Regions from separate parts of the Mus musculus genome. Here regions 1 and 3 are each linked to region 2. Evidence: chromatin loops called from intact Hi-C (ENCODE). Cell type or tissue: gastrocnemius. All regions are shown on one strand. Each heading gives the region's core, and the rest is flanking DNA. Links, peaks and the distances in the headings are about the cores only. Region 1 overlaps Ubxn7 (UBX domain protein 7). Region 2 overlaps Pcyt1a (phosphate cytidylyltransferase 1, choline, alpha isoform). Region 3 overlaps Ubxn7 (UBX domain protein 7).

Region 1 (10,166 bases), core at 1,126-9,125, 71 kb after region 2:
AACCAAGCATAAGCAAAATATAAACCAATGCTTCTATATCTCACTATTTTCTTTCAGAGCAATGAGACTTGTGTTAATGTAGACACCTGCATGTGGCATGTTAATAGCTTTAATTGTAATTCTTGAAAGGATAGTGATATTTAATTGGGGTTAGAAGAGCAATGCAATGTACAAACACACGGCACAGCAAACCACGGGTGTATTAAAGAAGGGAGAGACAAAGAGGATTTTGAGTTAAGGTTTTGGTATGTAACTTCAGGTTGACATGGAACTAGCAATCCTCTTGCCTCAGCTTCCTTCCTGTGTGCGTGCCTGGTGGCCTCAGACTCAGAACAGTTGCATTGCTTGGAACTGGAGTTATAGACAGTTGTGGGCAGCTATATGGTTGCTGGGACTCAAACCTAGGACTTCTGCAAGAACAAGTGGTCTTACCTGCTAAGCTAACAGCTATCTCTCCAATCCCACAAGCAAATTTTAATAACTTCTTCATTATGCTTAATAAAGTAATTTATATGGATCACCCAAGTTTATTTTGGAATTATATGGCATACAGGCCATATTAAAAACATGGTCAAAATTAATCAGGTTAAACCAGGTGTAGTGGCTTAATCCCAGAAGAGCTCAAGGCCAACCTAGGGCTAGTGAGCTCCAGGCCAGTCTGGGCTAATGAATGTGCTTGAAACTAAGTACTGGTTCAGGAGTTGTGTTTTTAAAAAACAAAATGTTTATGAAAATGGTGAGATTTAGTTAGGGCAACCTGTAACCAACCAACCAAACCAACTACCTTAGAGGTTTATCACAGAGCCAGCCATTCTCTTACTTGGAACAAGAATTCTCCTTAGGAAGAAATGAGTTGTAAAAACGGTGTTTGCCTCAAAATATTCTCTTCTATATTAATTTATAAAAATGAGAAATATACATTAAGGCTTAGAAATATAATTTTAAAAGCATAGCTAAGTGTCTTAAATTTCATGACCAATTTTAGAGGAATTAAGTAAAGAATGAAGAAGAGACAGGCATGTGGCTCACTTTAACCCAAGGAGGACCCAGAGGTTCAAGGTTATGTTCAACTAACTACACAGTCACTGAAGAGGTCAGCCTGATCCAGGACAACCAGGACTAGATAAAGAAAACTTATCTCAAAGAAAAAAAAAAAAAAAAGAGAGGAGAGGTTAGCCTGAACTATGTAAGAACGTTTGAAAACAAAATAAAAGACACTCCCACCCCCAAATGGATAAAGGATTAAACTGATGTTCTACTTCAGGTTTCATCATATCCAATAATCTAGCCACCTGAGTTCCTTAATAAAGAAACTAACCAGCCAGGTGTGGTGGCACAGACCTCTAGTCACAGCACTTGGCAGGCAGATCTCTATGAGTTTGAGGTCAGCCTGCCTGGTCCACAAAGCGAGCCCAGGACAGCCAGGGTTATTACATAGAGAAACCCTGTCTCTAAAAACAAAACAAACAAAACTTGACCAAAGCTATGATAACCTCTGTTCTTAAATAAGCCAAATACCTTTAATTCTAAGCTGTCTCATTATGAGAACTGACGCAAAGGTGAGTTTAAAATCCAAATGATCACCACTGAAGCATTTAAATCTCTGTGTTATACAAGAAATCAATATATTAGAATGGTACTCTTTGGTTATTCTGAGCTCTGAAGAACATTTTTGCCCCACTCTAATGTGGACTAGGGACTCTTAAGTTTCACAGTAAAGAACCGAAATGTTCTGTAAGGCAAACCAGTGGCGCTGGAATTGGCTCCCTGCTCACAGGGCCTTTAGGTGTCTGTTCAGGGGCTGGGAGTAACTCGGGAGGCAGAGTGATTGCCTAGAAGCAGCCTACTCCTGACGGTTTAAGCTGCCGGGGAAGTGTGAGCCCTCACAGGGCTGGCTCTTCCTACCCTCATTACTTTTCAAGTTTTAGTTTTACACAAGGCATTACTCATAATTTTGTACTCTGAAACTTACTATCAAGTACATAAATGAAGGAGCTCTAAAAGGTGAGATGAAGATCCATTCCATGGGACAAGAACTATTTTTAAATATCAACTTGATGAAAATCTTGAAAAGGTCACATCTGCCCAAACCAATTCTGAACTTCACAACTCACACAATTCAGCTTTGTAACTGCCAGTCCTTATCTTAAAGCACACAAATACAGCTCCAGTATTGGAGACATTATCTGTTCTGCATTCATTACATTTAAGACATTTTTAAAATTCATTAAGCTTACAGTATTAAGTTTTAAAAAATAGATAACTGGCTGTTTAAAGATCACTAGTTCTGTAACTACTGTACTGAGGGATTTCAGTCATTACAATGAGGTCTGTAAAAGATTGGACAAAAGATCCTTGAATCCAGGGAAAAACTTAGCAAGTATAGTTTGTATACTTTTAATTAGTCTGAGGATGTCATTAAATAACTAGATGCTTAAAACTTTGGGGTGGACATAGTTCTTTGTAGGGCTGTGACTCCAGGTGCACATTTACACTTCCTCCATGAAATTGACTCTGTTAGTAGTTGGCCCTAGCACTCCCTATTCAGGTCAAAACTTCAAACATCCAAAGTCCTATGACTTGAAAAGACAAAGAACTAATAATCTAGTTCAATTCCAGTTTTCAAAAAAAAAAAAACAAAAAAAACAAAAACAAAAACAAAAAAAACAAAAAAACCAAGACTCAGAGGAAGAAAAGCTGTTTCCGACAGTGGGGGCACTGACCCACCAGGCAGGCTCTTCTTAGTATCAAACACCATGCAGTGTACCCAGGCAGAGAAATCTTGCCTGAATTTTCAAAAGCACTTTGATATTTTTCTTAAGTGTTCAAGTGAGATCCTTGCTAATTAAAGGGATTTTTAGTACTGGAGCTCAACATCCTTTAGTACCTGGGCAAAGGTCTTGCCTTACTGATACACTTCATGCTTCAAATCTAGTATTTACAGGAGGTGGAGTCAAAGAATGAGCTACAGTGCTTGCCACATCTGTCTTTCTTTTCTATGAAGACACCCCTAACTAAACTTACACTACCCCTTTCTCCTAAGTTCTTACTGTAGTAACAGTTTAATCCTCAAAGAGATAAATTCACCTTCTAGTTGTTATTCATGTATATAGATGACTCCCTAACTAAATAAAAATAGTCAAACAAGATCTTAGCTTTCAAAATATTTCCAACTTTTGATTACTCAATAGTGCACTAATACAGTACATTTGGATACAAGATAAAACCTGGTATAAAAGCAAAGAGTTGTTTAATAATCTATTGTGGATAATCTACCAGAAAAAATAATTGTATCTTCTCTTTAAAATGGCATAATTAAGATTTTTATAGGGTAGTGCAAATCCATAATCTTGGCCCCAAATACTACTTCCATCTTTAAATAAACAAAGACCCTTAATTTATAAATCTAAATAATAGTAAGATGACCTTAGAGTAATAATAATAAGGTGACCTTAGAGTACATGGACTCCAACTGACAAGGAACAACACAGCACACAAGGCAAGGACAGACTCTGGGCTCTAATTTTAATTTGGCCCTTACTAGCACGACGTACTGAACACGCTGTATAAATTCTAGTTTTCTTCCACATTTATAAATGAGTAGAAGGCATATATACTGTGTAGGGACGGTATGAAGACTGAAGGAGGAAACACACACAGAGTACACACCACACATGCTAGCTGCTCCCTTCCCCTGGCACTGTTCTCCCCCCAGTACACAAAGCTCTCCTTTCACTTTCCCTACAAGTTTCCATACCTTCTATATGTCACTCAAGTCTATCTTGTCCCTTTCTTCCTTACTTAAAAACAACTTTTGAGCTGTTTCTACTACATATAGGGAGTCACTACATTTAACTAACCTCACAGACCTCACCTGACTGTCCAGTGAAAGCTCTCCCTTGAAAGCAAAATAACTTGCAGAGGAACTAAGGCAAACTCCTTATGCAGATTAAATTCTCAAGCAAGGAAATATCCCCACTTACTTCTCTCATGTATAATCCATAACCCTTCCTCCCATGGGCCAGCCTTGATAATCATACGCCTTGTCAAAATTAAATAAAGTCCCCTACAGCTGAGCATCCTGACTAAGCTCTATAGGTGCATAACACCATGTTCTTCTCTTAACTCACATATATACTTGCTTATCTTACTTTGGTTTCTCATAAATGGATTTGCCAGTGCTAAGCACGTAAAGAACTATACACCCTCTCACTTCTGAACATCCTGCCTCAGGTTCTCAAGATAGGTTTTACTGTATATAGAGAACCTAATTTAACAGGATAAGAGGGTGCAGCAGAGTCCTCTAAGGGAAAATTCTTGACTTCATATTTCTGATGGACTTGGGCTTTAGCTGGACCTGTGCCAGCAGAGGAGATGGTGCCCAAGTGGCGAAGCTGGGTACTCTCTCACGTTTTACCCTGTGGCTCCTGAAGCATAAGACTGCTGACCTTGACTACTGGTTTTTTAAGCCTGTAAGACTCTATTCCTCAGACAGCCAGATTTTACTCAAGTTCAGAGATACAACTGAGGAATTAACATGCTTGCTAAATAAATCCAAACTGTTGGTTAAGTCTCAAGCACTATGAAAAACACCAAAGTGGTATTGTTCAGTCACCAATCAAAAGAGAGAACTTTGACTCAAGGTATAAATGAAATTGTAATTATATAAATATATTTATAAATATTTATACAATTATATACTTATACATAAGCACTTACACAGACTTAGAAAAAAATGTAAAAACATTAATTCAAAAGGACTCACTGAAAAATAACAAAATTTTCCATGATTTCCTTGTGGAGATACATAACTCATTCTTTAGGGAGGTCCCTCAAAATCCAGCCATTAACAACCACATTCTATAATTGCATACTAGCACGTCTCTTAAGCTTATCTTTTTAACCCCCTAGTTGCCGAGAGAGATCTGCACGTACACAGGCATCCAAAGGTTTCTGAGTCATCACAATTTAGATTGTGTACAGGTTCAAGGATCACTGAAAAATCTCCAACTGACAAGATAGGTCATTCTGTAGAAATGGTTTTATAAGCAGTTTATCAAGTTTTGGTTTTCCCACCAAATCACTACCTGCCCTGCTAGAGAACTCTACTTAAAGCTCAAGGAAAGAACTGAGCATACAGTGAAGCTGATGAATAGGACTATACAGATTCAGGTGGCCTCTTCTAAGTAATACTGAAAAAAGCTTTCACCAAATACAATTTGAATGTGACTTTTGTTGGCAGAAAAAAAACCTCACATCTGAAGATTACTAGAAATCTCTCTTAATAACTGTTGTCGTATGAACCAAATTTGAAGGTCTTCCTCTTAGAGACTTTCAGTTTTGATCTTTTCTAAAAATAAAACAGCATGAGGAATTAAAGTCAATTAGTTCCCAAAGCATTTTAGATATTATTCCAATTGGGGTAAAAAACGATCAATATTTCTAACCAAAAGAACATTGTTAGCAACTCTCATCTGCAGGCTTTTGTCCCCACCCCCCACCCCACTCAACGCTGGGACATACTTAAGTATGCCTTAAGCACATAGGACAATCAATAACCAGTGTTACTGTGTAATTGTTAATGTAATTGCAGTTACAATTACAAAGCCATTGCACTACATGATTATTGAACACCTGCCTTCCTACAGAATACATTAGACTCAGACAATGGAGCCAAAGGAACTAATTTGCTGTGCAGGCAAAAACAGCAAGCACCTTCCTAGCCCAGACACAATATTCTTACTAAAGTTTCATCCTAGGACTGGAAAGAGGAATATAATTGATAGAGTAATAATAAAGGAAACTGTCTCAGGCTAGGACATTGAAAGCCACCCTGTGCTACACACAATACACTGAGCACTGATTCTGCCAATAACACACATCATGGAAATAGCCTGTAACTAGAAGATGGGAATCCTTGAGGGAAATTTTAAGTACGATGACCAACAGTATTAAAGTATGCTTTTCCCACATAAACAAAAGCCTGGACATTTTATTATGACATCTTCCTACATGATGAACAAAATGCATGTTAAAAGAATTTCTTTTTCCTACCAAAAATGGGGGCTGTTTTTAATTCTGATTCTAGCCATTCTTTGTCAACAGAGTCTAGAAGTAGTAACATCACTAGGTCCCCAAAAGGTGTCATGCAAAAGAGCACTTGTTAGAACACACATTTCGTGCTACCAGTACTAGGAGAGATGTTATTCTTATTCATACACTTCCATTTGGTCACCACATCTGGTAAGAAAGAACAAACTGAGAAAAAGGAGGAAGAAAGAAAACAGAGATAAGGGGGAAGGAGACTGATTTACACGTGACAGAAAGAGATAAAGAAAAGGCAGGTGACTTGCTTGCCCAGCTTTGGCTCTACAGTTAGTCCTATGAGCCAAAATGCATACTTAGTGACATGGTATCTCACAGGAAAAGAGAAAAAGGGGTAAGCTGAGAGAGGTCAGGCCATGGTGTTAATTTCTTTCCTGTACAAAGACAGTCTCTTGAGGACAGAGGCCAGCCTCTTGTAAGGTAATGTCATAGTCCAGATGAGAGAGCTTCCTCCGAGGGAAGTTGGTGAGAAGTTCAAAACGTTCATTTGGATATCCTTTAGACTGGACATGCTTCACCAACGCCTACAAAAAACAAGAGGAAGACAAAACTGTTAGCTGGAAATAAACTCCATGACGACTAGTTTATGAGTATTCTATTTTTATCATATTAAAGTAACTTAATTCAAATAATCAAAGCTTACAGAAAGCCAACATAACCCTTTGGATAGTAAGACAAATCTATATCCAATAACTTAGGATTACAATGTGATTGATACTGAAAAAGTCATTACTGTCTTCCTAATAAATAAACCCAGGCAACATTTATAAAATATAGCACCCAGTTTTTTCCTTCATCAGAAGAGTTATGTCCTTACATTCTGTCTACAATCAACTATGATCTCATAACTGTCTATTACAATTTCTTCAGCACTTCCTTCTCTATAAATGCTTTCTCGTCAGATAAGCAATCAGTCATCTTTCCTCTACCTACTGTCTTCTAGTTTTCCAACTAAACTTCTCAAAAGAATGGTCTACTTAGGAGTGACCCTTGTCCCTAGAAAATATGCACCATGATCACTGGTAGATATCTAATAATAGTATAGACCTCTATATATTGACAACAACTAATAATAAAATGCCATACAATATATTGTAATAAAATGTCAGCATTAATCCTCTTAAGCTTCGGGGCCATCACTAAAAGTTACTGAACAGCTTGCAAGAACATACACTCACATTGACTTATTTATGTATGTAATTACACTGTTGTTCTCTTCAGACAGACCAGACGAGGACGTCGGATCTCATTACAGATGGTTGTGAGCCACCATGTGGTTACTGGGATTTGAACTCAGGACCTGTAAGAGCCAGTGCTCTTAACCACTGAGCTAACTTAAATATATAAGTTTTAAAAGTTTCTTGAAGTTACTTTGACCAGAAAACCTGGCAGTAACTATAACCTTCATTAGATAAACTAAGATGGCTATTGTCTCTCGGGTATACCGTCTGGTTATCCTGGATAAAAGGAATGGTTCACATCCTAGGTGTTGGAATGTAACGGTAGGAGGTTTCATTGTACTATTTAGAATAGTATGTAATTTAAAAGTTACGAATTGTTCTGGAATATTCCATTTAACACTTCTATACCAAAGTTTGCTAGCAGAACTAGAAGATGGAGAAAGGCACTGTGGAGGTTTGAATATGCTTGGCCCAGGGGAATAGCACTATTTGGAGGTATGGCCTTGTTGGAGGAAGTATGCTACTGTGGACATGGGCTTTAAGCCCCTTGTCCTTAGCTGCTTGGAAGCCAGTCTTCAAATGAAGATGTAGAACTCTCAGCTCCTCCTGTACCTGCCTGGATACTGCCATGCTCCTGCCTTGATAATGGACTGAACCTATGAACCTGTAAGCCAGCCACAATTAAATGTTGTCCTTAAAAGAGTTTCCTTGGTCATGGTGTCTGTTCACAGCAGTAAAGCCCTAACTAAGATAGTTATATATCATATTTGTCCTTTGTCCCATTTCAAACAATGGTAGTTTAGTGTCTGGCACTAGCCAGAAACTATTACTTGTCAGTCTTCAACAATCAGCCTAAGTATCTTCTGTATGGTTCTATTTAAATGGCCTTTCCCCTAAGGTCTGAGCTTTTAGGGTGTAGGGCCAGGCTGACAGAAGTAGGTCACCAAAGGCAGGCCTCTGAAGTTCCTATCCAACCCTCTAGCTCTGGTCTAGTTCTCTGTTCCTGGCTCACAGCCACACAAACAAGTCTCTAGTTCCTATGACAAGACAAGGAGCCTCTGCCATGCTCTCACACTGCCATGCCTATCCTGCTCTGGAGGGCTGAAATGGAATCTCTTTGAAACCAAGAGCCAAAAAGAAACCCTTAAGTTGTTTATATCAGGTATTTTGTTATAGAAATGAAAAGAGTGACTGACTAATCCCAGGCATGGTACCAAGCCAGGTATAGGTACTGACCAAAGTGGGCTACGAGTGAGGACCATCCATAGGTTAAGCTATGCTAGTCAGACCAATTCTCCTCTTTTCTAGCAGTTAAAAAGAATCATTGCTCAACAATTTTTAAATAAATAGGCCCTTAAAACCACCATGATAGGTGATGTCATGTACAAATCAAGAAATAAATAAAACTCATAGGCAAACAATGAGAGGAATGGAATAAAGTCAAAAGCACAAGAAAAAAATCCTAACAGATTACAGAAGAGACACAGAACAACGACCTTGGCTCTTAACTATGTTTTAGTAACAGCAACTAAGAAATCCTAGATCCACCAGGTGTGATGGCACACAGCTTTAGTTCCAGCACACAGGAGACAGAAGCAGGAGAATCTCTGAGTTTCTACAAACTGAGTTCCAGGGCAGCCAAGGGTACAAAAGGAAACCCTGCCTCAAAAACAAAACACACGTGCGCGCGCACACACAAGGAAAAAGTTTGAAAACAACCCCCAGACCACCAGAAGTAAGTATATTCCACACAAACAAAAACTGAAAACTGAAAAGCTTTGGCTGGCCTGTGACTTGCCTAAAATAATTAGAAGGAAATAATTAAAAATGAGACAGGGCATGGTAGCTCATGATTTTAATTTCAGCACTTGGGAGGCTAAGCAGAAAGACTGCTTTAGTTTCAGGCTACATGGGCTATGAAGTGAGATCTCACCTCAAAATCTCCACACCCTTAATCAAGCTGAGGCAGGCAAATTGCTATGAATTACAGGTTAGCCAGCTTACATAGTAAGGCCCTGCTTCAAAACCTAAACAAAAAAAACAAGTAACAGACCACAACAAAACCCAAAAAAATTAGGACTCTTGTCAGATGAGTCTGCAGTTAGGTATCAGATAAACTCTCTGTGTCAGGAGTCAAGGCTCTGTTTTCTGGAGTAAGGATACAGTATAGCAGGGGGTTGCCTAACATGCATAGCTTATGGGTTTGACCCCTAGCAGCACAAACAATTAGATTCTTTGCTTTAAGCAAATGTTTCAATGGGATAAACTCACCAGTAATTTGGCTTGCTCTGGAAGAGTGATCTGTTCCCTTTTTCCATCTGGGTACCGCAGCATCAGCTGTGCTTTTGGTCCTAAAGAAGAGTTATACACATACACAGGTGTTTAATACGGGAGATTAATTAAGCAAGTCATTCAGTACGTTCGAGTTTAGTAGGTAAAGCAGGTCTATACCATAACCCACCATTTACATCTATCCCCTCCACTATTCCATCTGACTTTTCAGGTGACATCTCCAAGACCTCAGAATCCATGGATGGCAATCCTTGATGGTTTGTGGCTGTGCCAGGCTCAGTTCTGGCTGGGGGCTCTGTCAGTGGCCTTCTGTTCTCCTCTTTTCTATGCCCCAAATCTTTATGAGGAGACTTTCTGGACTTAGCAAGATTCTCTACCTCCTCTTCTTCATCAGAGCCACAAACCGATATGAATTCCTCACTGCCAGAAAAAAGTTCCGATTCAGATTCTTCATCTGAGCGGCTATCCTGTTTTGCCTGGGCCGAGTCGAAATGTGTCTCTTGCAAGGAGGCTCTGATGGCAGCTTCCAGTTGGCTGTCTTCACTAGCATCTATGAGGCTCTCCTGTAAGGTGCAGCCAAAACAAAAG
Region 2 (10,166 bases), core at 634-8,633:
GTCCAGACGCAGTGTTTTTAAGTAGACAACTGGATGAATGCAGCTACGGTATACAACTGTAGACCCTCAGCTGCGAACAGCGAGATCATCTAGGACTTCAGTGAGCCTGTCCTACACAGACTGAATCTAAGACAGAAACTTCATTCCTTTAGTAAAGGAGACCCGGGCCAAACACACAAACAGGAGGGAAATTACTCTTTTTCTGGACGACCCTTAAAGCCGATGGATGGTTTCTTACCTCCCACAATTAGATACGTATTAGGTTTCTTACCTCCCACAATTAGATACGTATTAGGGAAAAGGTTCTTTGCTTGCATCAGAGCCCGGGCATGACCAGAGTGAAACAAGTCAAATATTCCATCCGCATAAACTCTCACAGGCCGCTCACCTAAATCCAAACAAAAAAACTCATTACAAAAACATATTTACTCAGTGCCTCACACCTGACAAACTCAAATAGCACTGTGTGACTTTCATTCTAACAGAGCCTCTCTTGTTAGATGTTCTCTAGGACCAGGCATGGTGACACAGCCATGTAACCTCAGCCAGTTTGGAAGCAGAGGCAGTAAGATTACCAAATTCAAGGCCAGCTTGAACTACAGATCAAGTCAAAGCCAGTCTGGACAACGTAATAAGAGCCTGTCTCAAAATAAAAGTAAAAAGAGTCTGGTATATAACCCTACTGAGATATAAATACACATATGCATATGTACATGTGTATATATACATATATATATTTCAATATACATCTCATATGTATATATAGTGTAGAGGCTTTGAATAAGGCCCTAAGTTCAGTGCCTACTTCTATTAAATATAAAACATAAACATGAGCCATTTTACTAATTGTTTTATAGTCCAACTGTACAGAGGATTGCCTGAACCAAACACAAGAAGGCCCAAAGACTAAGGTATTATTCCCTTAGTAAAGGTGGCGACTTCTATCTCTGATATCTAGAATTTAGATTGCGGTCCATGTTTTTATATGGACTGAGTAGTTTTTCTTTAATGCCACCTAAGATATATTAAATATTTAGTCAATGAATACATATCCTGAACTTCAAAATCCTTGCCTTAAGAAAAGATGAACTTTTAATATATGTATGGAGGAGGTGTGTGCATGTAAATGCAAGTACCTATCCCAGAGGCATCCAACTGCCTGGAGCCAGACTCCTAGGCGACTGGGAACTGCCCACCATAGGTGCTGGGACCTGAACTGGGGTCTTTTAACCACTACACCATCTCTTCAGCTCCCTAACCCTCTCCCTGTAATTTACGACATTTCAGGTTTGTTTAAACAGAATGTAAAACTCCGCTCTGACTGCTAACATTCTCATTTTCAGTTTGCCTTGATTACTAATAAGTAACACTTTGCTTTGAAAATAAATCCTAGCTAGGCATGGTAAAGCATGTATTTAATACCAGTGCTTGGAAGGCCGAGACAAGCAGATCTTTTCCTTTTCCCATTAATTAGGATAAAAAAGAACTGTCTGTTGAGTTATTTGTAATAACTGTAGTGGCCTATGAAAAGAAAAGCCAGGAAATCATCTGCAAGTGCATGAGACCAATTCCAGGGTCAAATAAACATATTGCTCATTGTGTTTCAAATGAGCAAGTCCAGGAGCCTAAGGACACTAAAAGAGGAACTTATTTCACGGTGGCAGCAGAGGGCAGCAGTAGGAACATGGCCACCTCTTAAGGAAAGAAGGACCAGAGTCCCGTCTGATTGACAGAACTGAAGCCTGGAGACATACTTCTCCCCTTGTCCCGGGGGCTGTAAGCTTTGCACAGCAGTATCTCAGCCAGTGAGGTTTATCCAGGGCATGATTACTGCCAAATAAAACCTCTTGCCTGGTGGTGGTTGCGCATGCCTTTAATCCTACACTAAGAAGGCAGAGGCAGGCAGATTTCTTTGAGTTTGAAGACAGCAAAGGCTACAAAGAGAAAATCTGTCTCAAAAACACAGCACTAAAACAAAACAAATCAAAAAAGCCTCTTAAGGGCTGTGGATCAGGGAAAAGGAAAATGGTTGTCAAGAGGTTTGGATTTGGGCTGGAGAGATGGCTCAGTGGTTAAGAGCACTGACTTCTCTTCCAGAGGTCCTGTGTTCAATTCCCAACAACCACATGGTGGCTCACAACCCTCTGTAATGGGATCTGATACATTCTTCTGGTGTGTGTCTGAAGACAGCTATAGTGTACTCAAATAAATAAAAATAAATAAATCTTTTTTTTAAAAAGAGGTTTGGAATTTTTTAAAGATTTATTTATTTAATGTATGCGAGTACACTGTAGCTGTACAGATGGTTGTCAGCCTTCATGTGGTTCTTGGGAATTGAATTTTTAGGACCTCTGCTTGCTCCAGTCAACCCTGCTCACTCCAGTCGGCCCGCTCGCTCAGGCCCAAAGATTTATTTATTATTATACTATGTATAGTACAGGTACACTGTAGCTGGCTTGAAATACACCAGAAGAGGGCATCAGATCTCATTATTGAAGAGCAGTCAGTGCTCTTACCTGCTGAGCCATCTCGCCAGCCCAGAGGTTTAGATTTTTAAAATAGCTCTATCCATAAACATGTAATATTTAAACTGAGAAATCATACATTGCTGATAGGAACATAATTCAGCAACCTTTATCAAAGACAAATGGCAAATGCTTGGCTCCTTCGAGCCAGCCACTGTCACTCCAGGACACGGTCTTTCAGACATACTCTCACTGTGGCGTTGTTTGCAATAGCAAAGGTGTGGAGACAACACTTTACTGGAAAACTGAGCCCATGACATGGTGCAGGAGCCATAAGCTAGGTACTTGGACAGACACAAGAAGCTGATCGTCCTGGTTGCTGTTAAGAGAGACGTGATGGCGGGGAGACAGGCTGAGAGGAAGACTTCTCAATCTGCGTTCTTTCAGTGCTGTGGGTGCCACATCAGGTTATAATACAGGAAATACATTCTTACTGAAATTTTTGCTTTTATCTAGTATGTGTGTATGGGTATAAAAGAAAGAGACAGAGAGCAAGCATATGCAAGCACACCATGGAGACACATAGAGAACAGAGGACACTTGTGGGAGCCACTGTGTGGGGTCTGGGGACTGAACTCAGGCTGATGGGCTTGGCGGCAAGCTCCTTTACCTATGAATCAATCTTGCTGGCCCAAACATTAGAATTAAGTAAAACAGGACAATATAATAGAAAATAATAAGTGTGTTTCTTCCTTCCTTTGAGATAGGGTTTCTCTGTGTAGCTCTGGCTGTCCTGGAACTTACTCTGTAGATCAGGCTGGCCTGGAACTTACTCTGTAGATCAGGCTGGCCTCGAACTCAGCGAGATCCTCCAAGCCTCTGCCTCCGGAGTGCTGAGATTAAAGGTTTGTGCTGCTGCCACCTGCTGTGGTTTTCTTTTGATACTAAGAATTAAAAACCCAGGGATCCCTGCACCTGCTTTACCATGGAGCTATGGCATTGTCCTATTGATGTTTATTTACTATTGTCCTATAACGTAAAGGTTAGCTCAAGTTGTCAACCAGCTTCCTTCCTTTTTAAACTTGGTTTATTTACCTACAGGACAAAATAAAATAAAACGTGAGTTGAGAATCAGCTGAGCAGTGGTAGCTCATGGCTTTAATCCCAGTACTCCTGCAAAGGCAGGAGGATCTCTTGAGTTTAAGGTTAGCCTGGGTTTATAGAGTAAGTTCCAGGACAGCCCAGGTTACACAGAGGAAACCGTGTCTCGAAAACAAAACAACAACAACAAAAACCATGAGTTGTTTTTTTTATCTACTTTTAATCCAAGAATTCATGAAGAAACTAACACTGGGTTTTCTGAAGCAAGGCTTGAGGGGCTATGACACCCTTTTACTTGATCCTAAAAGGCAGACTAGACGGTAAAAGCTACGAACATATTGTAGAATAGCCACAGCAAAGCAAGGGGTGGTCTGGCCGAGTAATCACTGTCTAGGGAGGGAAAAGCGGAATGTTACTCAGGAAGACTATTTGCCAGCACAATAAAACACAGCTGACCTTTCCCAAGCAACACGCACCTACACTTCTGCAGTGCCCCTTCCAAGTGCTCCACCGCAGCAGTATCCTGAGGAAGGCCTCACCTCCAGGCTCTGAGGGGAGCAATACGCATGACCATTTTAGCCAAATGGTCAGAAGGGGTCACTGTTGCAAAAGTCTCCGGAGAAGCAAGCACCAATAAGCCACACCCTGATTGGCAACTGTCTCATCTTGTTGAGAGCAACTGCCAGTCACTCTCTGGTTATAAATAAGGTGGCTGCATTACTCTTGCTAAGCAAGCAGATGCCTTCCCCAGCCAGGCAAAACCCAGTTTCAATTCACTGTCTACTGAGATATTCTGTCAATCAGTCACTACACACTGAACCCACAGTCTGAGGAGAGCTAAGCCTGTGCTCTTCCTCAGCGTCACACCCTCAGCCTACCACCACACATATTTTCAGTTTTTGAAATTACCAAGATGATATGTGGATAATCTAACAACACTCTGGGTAACTGTGCAGAGATCTGAGTAAGGTATTCTGAACGTGTGTCGTTATGCTATACATAAAAAGTTCCTGACTCATCAGATTTTATCCCATGGTTGAATGTGAAACATGAACTGTCCGTTGGCATTTTGAAATTTGACCTCCAGGCCAGTGAAATGACTCGGTGGATAAAGGTACTTGCCACCAAGCCTACCAACTTGAGTTCAGTTCCCAAGACATACGGTAGAAGGAGAGAACCAACTTCTGAAAGTTGTCCCTCATCTCAACATGCACACATAGACATACACACAAAATAAGTAGAGAAATGTAATTTTTTAAAAATTTAAGAGGCTACATAGTGAAAACCTGTCCCATTAAATAACAAATTAATTAAATTCGCTTCATGAATTAGAAAGGTAGTATAAGATGAGTCATATCTAGATACTTTTTTTTTTTTTTTTTTTTTTTTTGGGTTTTCGAGACAGGGTTTCTCTGTACAGTCCTGGCTGTCCTGGAACTCACTTTTTAGACCAGGCTGGCCTCGAACTCAGAAATCCGCCTGCCTCCGCCTCCCGAGTGCTGGGATTAAAGGCGTGAGCCACCACGCCCGGCTAAATACTTTTTGCATAAAAAGAATAATCTCAGGGGCTAGTATTTGTTGTTGTTTTAGGACTCTAGGTATTATAATAATAAATACAGCCAATGGGTCCTGGGATCCCCTAGCCAGAATGACATTGTCTAGCACCATTTCCAGTCACACTTTACTATTCATTACTTAGAAAAAAAACCATAAACACAATTAAGAAGTAATCACAGTGCACAACTTTTAATCCCAGTACTTGGGAGGCAGATCTCTGTGGGTTACAAGGCAACACAGAGAGACACTGTCAAAAACAAACCAAACCAAACTACAATCACCTTTAATCCCAAGGCTGGCACAGGGGTCAAGGAACAGAGGCAGGTGGCTCTTTGAGTTCCAGGTCAGCCTGGTCAGGTCTACAGAGTTCCAGGCCAACCAGGAACAAGGATGAGAGGTAAAATTCATAAACTCATTGCATATGTGCGAGACTGTATTGTGGTTGTAATGACCTCTTACTCTTTGTGCTTGCCTGGAGTTAAGTTCAGCCCTATATTGGTAGAATAGATAGCATACTTATCATGGTAATCAGAACAGGAAAAAGATTAGAAAAAAGTAAAGAAAGAATGGGAGATTTATAAAAAAGAAGGAATAGCTGCCTGACTGCTTATATGACTTAGCATTTACCACAAATGCTTATGAGATGTTTCATTTGTGTGGGTAGGTAGTCTATTTTGTTCCTTTTATTTGTTTGTTTTTTGTGTTTTACCTGCATATATGTCTTTCCGGTTTTTTGTTTGTTTGTTTGGTTGGTTGGTTGGTTGATTGGTTGGTTTTAGTTTTTTTTCAAGACAGGGTCTCACTATTTAGCCCTGGCTTTCCTGGAACTCACTCTTGTAGACCAGGCTGTACTTGATTTTAGAGATATGTTTGCCTCTACCTCCTGAGTGCTGGAATTTAAAATGTGCACCACCACACCCAGCTGTGTCTGTATATCTTGTGCATGCACTGCCCACAGAGGCCAAAAAGGGTGTCAAGTCCCTGAAACTGGAGTCAATGGGTGTGATGTTTGTATATGCTTGGGCCAGGGAGTAGCACTATTAGGAGGTGTGGCATTTTGGAGTAGGTGTGTCACTGTGGGTGTGGGCTTTAATACCCTTTGTCCTAGGCTGCCTGGAAGCCAGCCTTCAGATGAAGATGTAGAACTCTCAGCTCTGCCTGCACCATGCCTGCCTAGATGCTGCCCTGCTCCTACCTTGATGATAGACTGAACCTCTGAACCTGTAAGCCAGCCCCACTTAAATGTTGTCCTTTATAAGACTTGTCTTGGTCATGGTGTCTGTTCACAGCAGTAAAACCCTAATTAAGACAATGGATAAGTTATTTTTTTCTGTGAGGTTGGGTGGCTTTTTGAGACAGTGTCTCAACTTCAGTCTGGCCTCAAATTTGCTTTGTGATAGCCAAAGATGATTTGAAATGATCCTCCTGCCTCTACTTCCAAGCTGAGATTACAGGTGTAATTGTAGTTGACTGACACCATGAGAAAGAATTGTGGAAAAAATGCTGAGGCTAGGAAAAGTATATGACAGTATATTAATTATTTGGATATTTGTAAAAACAGACATAATCACAGGGCAAGAAATACAGGCTCTAGGTTTGATTTCTCTGCCTCACAAAAAACCAAATAAGCAAACAAGTCATAATTCAGCTAGAGCTAGCAAGATTCTTGTCTTGTCTTTTCTGCCACCCCGGGGATCAAACCCAGGTCCTTGAACACACTAGGCAGGCAACCTACCAATGAGCGACATTCTCAGCCATCAGGCTAATAGTTGTGATATTTTTTATTTGTTTTTCTGTTTCATGACCACTAAGCCAACAACCCACGAAACAAATGCATAACAAGGAAAACAATGTAGAGTTTTATAGAGTGAAGAAGTCACCCCTCCAGCAGAGCACTGAGGCAGACTAGCATGCTGAACACTACAGCAAATAAAACAGTTAAGCAGTTACTTACACGGAGTTCCCCTGCAGGCTTCTTCCATAGTCACCCTGACATAGGGCTTACTAAAGTCAACTTCAATTTCATCAGAAAAAGGAGCTGGCTGCCGTAAACCCTGAACAAGAAAAAATTAAGTTAAATTCAATGGTGTTCACTGAAGTACTCGATATACCTTTAAAGGACAGTCAGTTATTCAATCGTGTGACTAAAACTTCATAACACTGAGAAGGAAAGGAAAGTATTCTAAAGTGAAGAGTGAACGTTGCAGCCTTCTTCAGACTGAGTTAACTGTGCGGTGAAGAAGGAACACCTTTCTGGCCATTTCAGGGTTAAACCGAGCAGTCTGACTGGGAAGCAAGCAGTGCTCTGGAAAGATGGCTCCCCACAGCATGGTGGAACAGCAAACCTTGGACCCTGTGACAAAACCTCTGCACTCCTCAACTAGAGAGCGGGAAGGCGAGCAGCTCCTCAGTGGAACCCTGGCTGCTTAATGTCTGCTGTGATTATGTTCCAGTGCTCCCTAGGAAGCAAGGACTACCACAGTGTGCATCCATTTACAGAGGAAGCAAGGGGCAGGGAAGTTATGAGAACCATATGTGCTAAGAAGCAAAGCTGAAACCAGAATGTGGGCGAGCTTGCCTCTCTGTACATGGCTTCACTTGGGAGGTTTTGTTTAATTTATTCCTAAATTTTTATTTCTATTGGATACTATAATGAATGGAACTTTTTAAAAAAGCACTTCGGTTGTTTGTTCTTAGTATACAGAGATGTAACTGATGACTACAATGGACTTCTGTATATTTCCTTGGTCCTGTAACTGCATAACTCAACCTCTAGGTTTGTTTTGTTTGAGAAAGGGTCTCTGGACTCCTGATCCTTTGTCTCTACCTCCTAAGAGCTGGGATTACAGGTGTGTGCCACCATGCTTGGCTTCACCTATTAGTGTTAGTGGTTGTCATGTTTTGTTGATGCCTTAGGATTCTCTGTACATGAAATACTGTCATCTGTGAACAAGTACAATTTAATCCAGCTCTCTTCAATCTGGATGGTTTGTTTCTTTTTAGCACACCATATTGCCATTAGAATGTCTAGTACAACACTGAGCAGAAGGGAGAAGATAAATATCCTAGCCTCATTCCTAGTCTTGTAGCAGGGGAGTCGTGAATCTTCACATTACATTTGATGTGAGTTGTAGGTTTTTTGCCTAATTTTTTTTAAACAAGGCTGAGGCAGTGGTTTTCAACCCATGGGTCTTGACACCTTTGGGGAATGTATACCAGACATCCTACATGTCAGATATTTACATTATAACTCACATCAATAGCAAAATTACATATATGAAGTAGCAATGAAAATTGTATGGTTGAGGGTCACCACAACATGAGGAACTGTATTAAAGAGTTGCAGCATTTCTGCTCAGTTTGAAGATTGAAAACCACTGTTCTAGTGTCTACTGCCATGATAGCATATTATAACTATGCAATATAATACTGTTTGCTCAACTCAAACATCAACATGTAAGTGCAGAAATAAATGTGGCATTCCACTTGTACAAGATACAAGTGTTATTTAGCAATGAGAAATTAAGCAGTGCCATATACCACAACATGAGTTAATCCTGAAAACATATTCAGTGAAAAAGGCCAGCCACATAATGTATGTTTCCATTTTTATATAATGTCTGCACAAAGCAACACCAAAGAGACAGAAACATTAGTGGTTTCCAAAAGCTGAGCAGAAATGATTGATTTGCTAGTAAATACAAGGCTTCTGTGGTGGTAAATATACTCTAAAGTTGGTTATGGGATGGTGACTAAAAAAACAATCTATGATTATACGGAAAACGACTAACTTGCGGGGCTGTGAGACAGTTACGTGATATATCAGTTACAGTTCAATGTAGCTGTTCCAAGAGAAGAACAGTTTGGTTTGCTTTTGCTACAGAGCTCAAAAGGAGTTGAAAGTACAGGTGTACAGTGGCGATAGCAAACAGGCAGATGCTCTTCCCTCTAGGGTCAGTCAGCGTGCTGGGTGAGGGGTCAGGGCCATTGCATTGGCCAAGGCTAATCAGCTGGCGTATACCCAGGAGATGGCATAGCAGGTCAGTGAACCCATGTAAACATTTTACAGAAATCTATGAAGCAAAGTAATTTAAAGTCATGAAATTCTCCAGTTCTAAGGACCAAGGAATTTCAATCTTCTCAAAGCTCTTTTCTCCGAACAGACTGAAAGCCTCGGCTCTGCTCCCCAGCACAGCGACTACAGCGTTGGGGTTATTAGTTGTCCTTACTCCAGACGGACAGCTGAGCTTCAGCCACAGTCTCTTTAGTCTGAATTCACTGAGAAACTTTCAGAAATTAACAATGCACTACTTTTTGGGTTGCTTTTTGGATACAGTGTCCTACTTGTAGTGTTTGCTGGCCTCCACTCTGATGTAAACCAGGCTGGCCTTGAACTCAGAGATGCCTGCCTGCCCAGTACAGAAGTACTGGTGTGGTGGGACTGAACACAGCTTTGGTGGCTACTAAGCCATCTTCCGAGTCTTCTTTGACATATAGAATCACACTTCCTAAAATGTCCATGTTTTTGTCTATGGAATCTGTGAAAATGTTACCTTACATGGCATAAGAGGTTTTATAAATACGGCTAAATTCAGGCTCTCAGGGCAAGAAAATTATTCTGGATAATATGGACATGGCAAATGCAATCCCAAAGTTTTTGTAGCTAGAAAGAGAAGGCAGGGAATTGCAAGTCAGAGCAACGTGATGGTGGAAGCACCAGTGAGAAGAGCCCCGTCACTGCGCCGGCCAGCACCGAGTGCCACACAATGAACAGCCTCTGGAAGCTGGAGGAAAACAAAGGAAATGACTTTCTCCACACTACTGTCTGTGCCAACATTGCTTTTAGCCCCAACACCCACTTCAGACCTCTACTCTCCAGAACATAATCCTCCTATGGTTTAATATTAACTCCAATGATCTGCAAGTGTCTTTTGGTATGTTTTTAGGGGAAGCTTTAGAAAGGTACCAAGCTGAGACAAGATAGGAAGTTTGCAATGATGTCCTTCACCTAAGACTCACAGTAGTCTAGGAAGTATGGCAGTA
Region 3 (10,166 bases), core at 620-8,619, 87 kb after region 2:
TCTGTTTGCATTGTAGTCATTTAGGAAGAATTTCAAACAAAGCAAAAATCTAAATAGCAGAATCTAAATAAAATATAATCAATAATTTAAAACAGCTCACCCTCTAGTTCTCTAGAGGAATACGACAAGTACCTAAAACAATCTCATCAATTTAATAATAGAAAACCTAAGGAGACCCAATAAAGGTGATTGATTATATCAGTTTTTCTTTGAAAGAATAAAATGTACAAATACAAAATGTTGTTACCCCCAAGTTTCCAGAACCAGATTCCCTAAATAAACACATCCAAAGTTGTTTACACAACAAGACTTCTCTTAACTATCACATTGCTGAAACCAGATCCAGTCAAAAATTAATCAGTTGTGAAAAATAAAGGCTATAATTTGCTGTAACTTACCTGTCCGTGGATCTAAGATGGAAACATAGGGGAAATCCCCTAGCTTATAAAACTGTATGTATCTCTGACCTTCCTCACTGTCGTGATAAACCTGTTAAGCCAATAACATTTTTAAAAAGCGTCTTAAAAAAAGACCACAATCTTGTTATCTATTAAGAGCAATGGATTCTTCAAACAAGCCTTGACAAACATGTTAAGTTCTTACCCCCTTAAGCAGAAGTAATGAGGTTCAGATTTCACACCTTACTCTTGCCCCCTTTTGAGAACATCATAAACACCAACCCATGCCTCCTTTCTCAGCTCAGAAGAGGTACTAGTAGTAACTTCCTTTTCATGTGTTAGTCCATCTGTGAATTTTTTGTTTTTTCTGAGACAGAGTCTCCCTATACAGCTCTAGCTGTCCTGGAGCTCACTATGTAACCAGGCTGTCCTTGAACTCACAGAGATCCCTGTCTCTGCCTCCCAAGTGTGCCACAATGTCTAGCACTGTATTTGTATTCTAGTAAGTCATATATATTAAGATTATAAGCTTGAGAACCCAACATTTTATTAGGCAGAGATGTTCAGTCACTATTCGACTAAAATAAAAGGAACTCTGACATTAGAAACAATCCTGGAAGCTAGCAAAGGCCTGACTCATCAGATACAAGTGCTTGCAGCACAAGCCTGACAACCTACAGTGGAAGGAGAAAACTAATTTCCAAAAGTTGTCCTCAAACCACCACACCACACATTGAGACATATAATACATACACAAATTTATAATAAAAACAAAATCCCACTGAATTTACCAGATGTAAAACACAAGCGGGTAAATGAATGGCACTAGTAGTACATCTTAGATAAGTTTACTTAGTTGTTTTCAGTAACTTTTTTTTTCATTTTTTATTTGATATTTTATTTACATTTCCAGTGCTATTCCAAAACTCCCCCATACCCTCCCCCCCTTCAGTAACTTTTTTGTTTGTTTGTTTTTTCGAGACAGGGTTTCTCTGTGTAGCCCTGGCTGTCCTGGAACTCACTCTGTAGATCAGATCACTGTCGGCCAGTAACTTTTTAAAAACTAGATATTGCCGGGCATGGTGGCACACGCCTTTAATCCCAGCACTTGGAAGGCAGAGGCAGGCAGATTTCTGAGTTCGAGGCCAGCCTGGTCTACTAAGTGAGTTCCAGGACAGCCAGGGCTATACAGAGAAACCCTGTCTCCAAAACCCAAAAAAAAAAAAAAAAAAACCAAAACCTAGATATTGAAACTGGGGCTGGAGAGATGGCTCAGTGGTTAAGAGCACAACCATCTGTAATGAGATCTGATGCCCCCTTCTGGTGTGTGTGTCAGAAGATAGCTACAGTGTACTTACATATAATAAATAAATTATTTAAAAAAAAAAAAGAAAAGAAAAGAAAAGGAAATTGAAACTGGATCTGCCTAGGGTATAACCCCCAACTACTCAGATGGCTGACATCAGAAGATTATGTAGTCCTTATTTGTGGTGGTTTCAAACACTAAAAAAGGAGCTGGGACAAGTGGACAGGACAGCCAGGGATACAAAGAAACACTGTCCCAAAAACCTAAAAATAAATAAATGATAAATAAACTAAGGAGGATGAAGATTTGCTTGTAGGTGGCCCCAGGCTGAATCCAAAGTAGCGAGCCTCTCCAAAAACCAACCAACTAAACAGAATGAAACAAAAGGGAAATTAGTGGTAGAGTGGTGGTTTGAATATGCTGGGCCCATGGGAAGTGGCACTGTTAGGTGTTCATTGTGTAGGCAGGTTTTGAGGTCTCCTAGTGCTCAGGCTCCACACAGTACAGGGGTGGGGGGTAGGGGGTGGAGGGGCGTCTTCTGGCTGAAGATCAGGATATAGAACTCTCAGCTCCTCTGCAGCACCACGTCTGCCTGCACACTGCCATGCTTCCCGCCATGATGATAATAGACTGAACCTTTGAAACTGTAAGCCAGTCCCAATTAAATGTTTGCCTTTGGGGCAGTGGTGGTACCCACCTTTAATCCCAGCACTTGGGAGGCAGAGGCAGGCAGATTTCTGAGTTCAAGGTCAGCCTGGTCTACAGAGTGAGTTCCAGGACAGCCAGGGCTACACAGAGAAACCCTGTCTCCAAAACAAAACAAAAACAAAAAAAAAGTTTGCCTTTATAAGAGTGGCCTTGGTTATGGTGTCTCATCATAGAATAAAACCCAAACTATGACAGGTAGGCTACCTGTTTTAACTAGATAATTTATACAAAAAGCTATTATAGCTGGAATACTTAGGAATACTATGTTAAGAACAAACAGTAAAAGAGTAAAAAACACAGGCTAGAAAACATATCTTAATATTTCCCGAGCGCCCTAAGATCTTTTACACACAGCCAGTGGCCTTATATAGCTATTAAATAGATAAAATAGTCTAATTTAAGGTGGCATGTGCTATAAGCATGAAATACATACCTTACTTTGAGAATTTAACACACACAGTTAAACAGAAACATAATGCCACTAAAATGTTAATGTTCTATCATACATTGACTTAAAACATATGATTAAAGTTAATTTCCCTTTTCCCTTGAATTTTTTTCAGATGGTACTTCTAGAGAAATGTCAACTGTGTGGCTTAAACTATGTTTCTACTGAGCTGTGGAGCTGTAGATAGTCTTGTCAAGGTGCTCCTGAAGTATGATTGAACTCACTTTTTCCAGTTTATAGCCCCATTCTGCCTCTACAACATCCTATACTATAAAAACAAATACTAAGAAAGCTTTAATTAACTGTTGTTCTCACCTGCCAGAAAATGAAATGTTCCCGGATAATATTCTTCACAGCTTCATTGCTCCATACATCACGGTTGAGGCACTGGCATGCAAAGTCTTGTACATTTTGAATGTTTATCATCAGCCACTTATTCTGCATCTGGCCACACTCTTTGGCCTGTAAGAGTAAAATTTCCATATAGACACTTAGCACACTTTTAAAAATGACACTGAGGACTCATCAGTTCTCTGTGCAGAGCACAGTGGTTAATACATAAATTCACAATTGGCCAAAGTGAGGAGACAAGCATCAGTGGCGTGCTCAGGCACACATGGGACATCTAGAGTACTGTCCCTCCTAGCGCTAGGCTTAGGGACCATCATGAAAGAGAGAGTTAAAGTTTTAAGAGCCAGACATTGGAGAGGACCAGACTACAACATTTATCTTCCGGACCATGACAGGACAACATTCTAGCCTGGGGTATGAAGGAAAAGATATGAGTCCCCAACTGAGGAGCTACTGACAGATGATGGCTGCTGGGGCAGGGAGAACCAATTCTATCATCCCTGGTAGAGTGACCATGCTCCAGTGGATGTCCTCTGGACCATCAGGGTAAGAATAGCACATACTGGACTTGATGGTTGTTGACAAGGCAGAGACAGGGGCTACAAAAGTTAAGAGGAATGCCCAGGTTGAGTGTGAATCTGTGTGTTAGAGAAATAGGGGATAAATATGATAAAAATATATTGTAACAAATTCTAAGAGGGTACACACCTTAAACGCACTGTGTAGGCAGAGACATGTAATACATACTGAGTTCCAGGGCTACAAAGAGAAACCTTGTCTCACATCCTGCTGTCTCCCCCAAAAGAAATTATCAATGATTAGTAAGGATAGTTTTAAAAATATCTAGAGGCTGGGCTGCAGTCTAGAAGTTAAAAAGTAGTTGATGCTCTCATGGAGAAATGGAATTTGGTTCCTACAACCTATGTCCAATAGCTCACAGCTCAAGGAAATCTGATGCCCTCTGCTGGCCCCCGGGGCAACTTCTATTGCATGTTTATTTATACACACATATGCAAGTAAATAATACAACTTTTAAAATGATATCTAGAATTTTTGGTATTATACAGTACGATTTTACACGTTTAATTCTTGTGGTGGCTGTCAACTTGACTGGTTTAGGAGAAATACAGGACTGGTGAAACGTTCCTGTCTCTTTGCTGTACTTCAGAAAGCACAGATCTGTGGCACATGAGTAGGAAAAAAAGGCCCACTCTGAAGTTAGCCAGCACCAGCCACTAGATGGATGGGAATTGGAGGAAGAAGTGTATATATGTCCATAAGCCCATTTCTTTCTCCATGTACACATGTGGTCATTGGATCATTAGACTCCAGCTCCCTAGTAAGCCTTCAGCACCAGAGTGGAATAGCTGAGACATAGCTTCTTGGATTGAGCAGCTGCTGTGTTCTGTTTCTCTAGTATACAGATAGCTATTGTTGAACCACCAACTTTTACCATTAAGCTAACCTAAGAAGTCGTCACACACCCCCTCCCAGCCAATAACATGCACGATAGTCTAATGACTCTGCCCCTTTAGAAACTTCAGTTAGTACATAAAGCAGAGAAGAGAATCTAAGAATCTTGGCTTCTAGCTAGCTGCTTGTGCCCCACCTATGAAACTGTGCTGCCCATTTTCTGCAATAGTCTTCCCCCTCAACAAACCTTCCCTAGAAATGTCAAATATATTGAAGGTATAATAGTTTTAATTTTTATCAAGTTTGTTTGTTTTTAAAGATTTATATGTTTGAGTGTATATATGTACGTGCCTCCTGGCTTTGGGGACCAGAAGGAAGCATCATATCCCTTGGGACTGCAGTTAAAAGCCACCATGTGGGTGCTGGGAACTGAACCTGGGTCTTCTGCAAGAGCAACAAATAATCTTAATTGCTAAGCCATATCTCTAGCCCTTGTTGTTTTCTTGATGACAGATATTCTCACTATGGTGATACAATCAACTACACCTGCCCTTTTTGGGGTTATCTTTTTGTGTACTGTATAAAGACTGTTTTTTATTATACAAATGCTAATTTCTGGCTACATCATATTTTATAAATACCCCCTATATCATCCTCTGATTGGTTTAATAAAATGCTGATAGCCTATAGCAAAGAAGGAGAGAATAGGTGGGACTTCCAGCAGACAGGAACTATGGGAGTCAGACACAGAGGAAGAAGCACACAGGGACTAAAAGACAGGTAACTAATGAGCCATGTGGCAGAACACAGATTAACATATATGGGTTAATTTAAGTTATAACAGCTAGTTGGAAAGAGGCCTACACAAAAACCTTAAGCATTAATAATTAATAAATATAAGTCTTCCTGTCTTTATTCAGAGGTGGAGGACACAGAAAACCCCTAACAGTTACAAGTCCCAGGAAGTTTTCCTCTGCCTTTAGGAAAGCTAAAGCCAGGAAGACCAGGGGAGAATGTATTCTGCAATTAGATACACATACATGTACTTCCAACATTCCCATTACAGGTCTGAAACAACAAATAGCAAATATGCACAAATTTAATGCACTGCCACACTGAGACCAAACTTTTATAATGTCAGGCATGACAGCAAAACTAGTACAAATTCTTTTTCCTTCTTCATAATTTCATACATAATCCATTCTTCATTTATTGCCAGTTGAAATAGAAGTCAGTGTAACCCTTAAGTATATTATGCAGAAATAGTTAAGATACCAATTTTTTATATAAATGATTTTTTTTTCTCCTAGAAAATAAGACACAAGGTGCCGGGCAGTGGTGGCGCATGCCTTTAATCCCAGCACTTGGGAGGCAGAGGCAGGTAGATTTCTGAGTCCAAGGCCAGCCTGGTCTACAGAGTGAGTTCCAAGACAGTCAGGAATACATAGAGAAACCCTGTCTCGAAAAACCAAAACCAAAACAAACAAAGACACAAGTTAAATAGAGGACACAGAGACAGGCCAATCTCTGATTTTTTGACCAGCCTAATCTATACAATATGTCCAGGCCCCATGATAAGACACTGTCTCAAAAATAAAACAAATAAGACACTGAAATGGTAAAAACGATTCATAGTTATAACACAGAATCTCTTAACAACTTACTGTTTCAAAGCTGCCCTTGTGCATCAAGTCGATTGGGGGCCGAAATAGATCTGCAAGGGTGGTTAGTTTCTTATCTATTGCTCCTCCATTTCTTAATTCCTGTTCCTGCCTAACTGCAACACAGAAAGATGGAGAAGTTTTAATTAACCATAAAATGTAAGTGCTAAGTTACATAATAAACCAAAGATCTTCTATTGACTGAAGAATACTGAACAGCATGCGTGGCCTCAAATACAAAAAGCTAACGATGACTGGAAAAAAAATGCAAAGAGGAGTTAAAAAAAATAAAATCAGGATTTAAAGGTTGTTCTCTAGGCCAAAGGATAAAAAGAGAAAATTAAATTAGTTACAAATAGTCATATTGGGCCAGGCTTACAATCAAAGCTACCTGGGAGGCTAACACAAGAAAAATCAAAGGTTCAAGACCAACCTCCACCCAACTTACTGAGAGACTACCTCACAATAAGAAGAAAAGCTAGTTGGGGATCTAGCTAATAGTACCTATCTAGTATACATGAGACCCTCCCTGTGTTTAGTCCCCAGCATCATTAAAAACAAATACGAATTCACTATGAGATGAGGATTCACCGGAGTGGTAGAGTGTTTGCTTAGATTTGGTCCCTAATAGCACATCAACTCAAATTTTTTCACATATTCATAAGCAAAAGAAGAAAAATTTCAGAACCATTGCTCTAACTCTCAGAGTTATCCTAACTCATCCTCTGTGTCTAGCTCCTAGTTTTAAAGACTCTCAGTAGAGGCTATGGACACTGCTGGTACCATGTACTAGAAGAAAGAGCATAGATTCCTTTGACAACTTAAGCAATCACTTTCAACCATTCCTAAAGTTACAGGACCTATCTGTGCCCTGACCAGCTCACTCTAAGTTACAAAGCCAAACACAGTCCACACATTTCTCATATATAAAGTAACTGTCCTTAGACACTAGATGATGGCTCAGTAAGTCTGGGCACTTGCTACCAAAATTGATGGTGCCAATTTGATCCCCAGGTAGGAAAGACCAACTCCAATAAGCTGTCCTCCAGTTAGAGGACAAAATGCACATCATGGCCTGTACACCATCCTGAACAAATAAACATACATTGACCTTTCTTTAGAATTCTTTAACAAGTATGAGCCAAGATACTTCTACATATTCCACAGAAAGGTATGAGCTGTGCTAACTGGTTTTATGTCGATTTGACAAACTACTCATCAGAGAGGAGCCTCAATTGCTAAAATGTACATCAGTAACTCTCAACCTTCCTAATGCTGCAACCCTTTAATACAGATCCTCATACTTCAGTAACCCCAAACCATAAACTGTTTTCATGGCTATTTCACAAATGTAATTTTGCTACTGTTGTGAATCATAATGCAAATATCTGATATGCTGGATATCTGAGACTCCCTGAAAGGAGGTTGTAACCCATAGGCTAAACCACAGCTGTAGGGTATTTTCTTAATTAGTGGTTGATGGGAGGGAGGGTCCAGCCCATTGTAGGTGGTGCCATCCTGTGCTGATGGTCCTGAGTTCTATTAAGAAAGCAGTTAAGCAGCATCCTTCCCATCCCACTATAGTCTGTCTCTGCATCCACTCCTGCCTCAGGTTCCTTCCCTGATTTGAGTTCCTTTACTGACTTCCTTCAATCATAGATTATGAAACTATAACACAAATAAACCCTTTCCTCCCCAACTTGCTGTTGGTCATGATGTTTCATTTTAGCGATAATACTCATAACTAGGGCAGTGTGTGTAAGTACATGGATGTCAGGGTATTTATGTGGAGTCAAGTACTATTGGCAGGAGTCAGTTCTCTCTTGTCACCATGTGGGTCCTGGGGTCAAAACTCAGGCTTGGTAGCCAGTAATCTTTACCCAAAATCTAGATGTCTCAAATTTCACTTTTTAAACATGGTGAACCACAAAGTATTTAGAAATAATACTAATCATCTTTTTTTCTTTTTAACAAAAAGGAAGGGGAAGAGAGAGCTGAGAGACTGGCTCACAAATACCTACTAGTTTCAGTTTGAAAATCTCGGAAACCATCAAATATTGAACGTGCTGGCCTTCTCCTTTTAGGAGCTGTAGGAAAAAAACAGAACTGATTAAAAATTAAAACATTAATTTTGAAAATTCTAAAGATATCCCTTCTATAAGCATTTCTCATTCTGTACTGTTTTATGTGTTTGAGTATTTCCCTACATGTAAGCTGTGAACTATGTGACCAGAAGAGGATGTCAGATGTCCTAAAACTGGAGTTACAGATGGTTATGAGCTACCACAGGGGTTCTGGGAATTGAACCTGTGTCTTTTCAAAAAGTAGTCAGTACTCTTAGCTACTGAGCCATATCTCCAGTCCTCAGTGTATTTTAAAGCTTCTATATTCTTAATAGTGCCGCCCCTCAAAACAAACAAACAAAACAAAAAATGAATTTCTAGGACAGCCAGCACTACACAGAGAAAACCTGTTTCAAAAAACAAAACAAAACAAAAAGCAAAGCTCAGTGGGTAAAGCACATGTTCTGTTTTCAAAATAAACAAAAAGTCAAGTTATGAACAATCATCTTATCATATTAATAAGAAAATTAGAACTAGGTTAAGAAAGACCAGGACCCCCCCAAAAGTTTTTTTGTTTTAATTCAGTTTAGTTCTAGGGGCTAATCATACTTTTTAACATAAGATTTAAAATGACTTTATTAAAATGTCATCTTCCATTAGAAAAATGTTCTCAAACTTTAAAAGACAAGTAACAAATGACTCATGTACAACATAGAAAATGGAGACTTTGCTGCTGCTGTTTTGCTTTTTGAGACAGGGACCCTTCTCTCTACATTGCTCTGGCTGCCCTGTAAGTCACAATGTAGACTAGGCTGGTCGCCAGATCAATCTATCTGAGTGTTGGGATATAAAAGCCGGCACCACTATGGCCAACAGAAAATGGAGATTTTAAATAACTAATTCACTGTAACAGTTTAAACTGACTTATATATGGTAAGTCTGGCCAGCATGTAACCAAACCAATGTCTCACATTAATAATGATTAGAAGGCAAAGAGTCCAAAAGTCTCTTACCCCATATCAAAGCATCTTTTTCTACAAAGTATGCATTTCATTACTTAGGATAATTACTTTTCTCTTAGACTCACTAAGTTAAAAGCAAAACAATTTTTTAAAAAGATTTATTTTATATATGAGTACACTGTTGCTCTCTTCAGACACACTAGAAGAGGGCATCAGACCCCATTACAGATGGTTGTGAGCCACCATACGGTTAATGGGAACTGAACTCAGGACCTCTGGAAGAGCAGTCAGTGCTCCAAACCACTGAACCATCTCTCTAGCCCTAAAAGCAAAACAATTAAAAATACAAAATCAGGTGGGAGAGAGACAGATAGCTCATCAGTCCAAATCAGTTGCTGCCTGTTCAGGTCCTAGCACCACAGGGGGTCAGCTCACAACTATAGGAGATCCAACACAAAAACACAAATTAAAATTTAAACGCAAAACCAAAAATCAGAAACTTAGGGCTAGCATGAAATCCTGAATTTGATCCCCAGCACCTCATAGACATGTAGTGGTGGCACATGCCTATAATCACAACAGAAATGTAAAGTCATCTATGACTATATGAGTTCAAAAACCAACCTGGGCTGGCTACATAAGCCTACTGAAAAACAAACAAACTTCATTGTTTTATCATGTTTATGTCATTCATAGAAGCACACACAACACACCAATGTTTATGCTAGTTAACAGGCCAGGCATAGTGCTACATGCCTGGAATCTCAGTAAAATCAAAGGTTGGAGGTCATAATGAGCTACAAAGTAACTTCAAAGCTGTACTGTCTCAAAATAAAAGAATCACAATTACCCTCAA

The links. A loop is a pair of places that touch in the nucleus more often than their neighbours do. Peaks named below come from ENCODE experiments on the same cell type or tissue, not always from the same donor. Only the 100,000 strongest peaks of a DNase experiment are listed, where the experiment ranks them.
Region 1: it touches region 2 in a loop (2.3-fold over the local background); 11 of 42 quality-filtered maps call a loop at or near these places.
Region 3: a loop joins it to region 2, with 5 times the contacts of the local background. A loop is called at or near these places in 11 of 42 quality-filtered maps.

The regions. Positions count from the first base shown.
Region 1 is chr16:32,381,237-32,391,402 of GRCm38, reverse strand. Ubxn7 (UBX domain protein 7) reads right to left here. Exons shown (of 11, transcript NM_177633.4): 9 at 9,748-10,141; 10 at 9,558-9,637; 11 at 1-6,629. The coding sequence ends at 6,468. Among named protein-coding and RNA genes, the nearest start is that of Tm4sf19, 14 kb to the left of the region's middle. In gastrocnemius, for the core only: no CTCF peak of the experiment used is centred there; a DNase peak (open chromatin) is centred at 4,374; H3K27ac peaks cover 1,407 bases.
Region 2 is chr16:32,452,223-32,462,388 of GRCm38, reverse strand. It overlaps Pcyt1a (phosphate cytidylyltransferase 1, choline, alpha isoform), which reads right to left. Exons shown (of 9, transcript NM_009981.4): 3 at 7,078-7,177; 4 at 272-388. Among named protein-coding and RNA genes, the nearest start is that of Pcyt1a, 26 kb to the right of the region's middle. In gastrocnemius, for the core only: CTCF peaks have their summits at 1,663 (motif pointing right), 2,450 (motif pointing right) and 4,164 (motif pointing right); a DNase peak (open chromatin) is centred at 4,191; H3K4me3 peaks cover 488 bases; H3K27ac peaks cover 2,146 bases.
Region 3 is chr16:32,365,550-32,375,715 of GRCm38, reverse strand. It overlaps Ubxn7 (UBX domain protein 7), which reads right to left. Exons shown (of 11, transcript NM_177633.4): 4 at 8,307-8,372; 5 at 6,289-6,401; 6 at 3,176-3,322; 7 at 399-489. Among named protein-coding and RNA genes, the nearest start is that of Tm4sf19, 30 kb to the left of the region's middle. In gastrocnemius, for the core only: a CTCF peak has its summit at 4,193 (motif pointing left); a DNase peak (open chromatin) is centred at 4,170.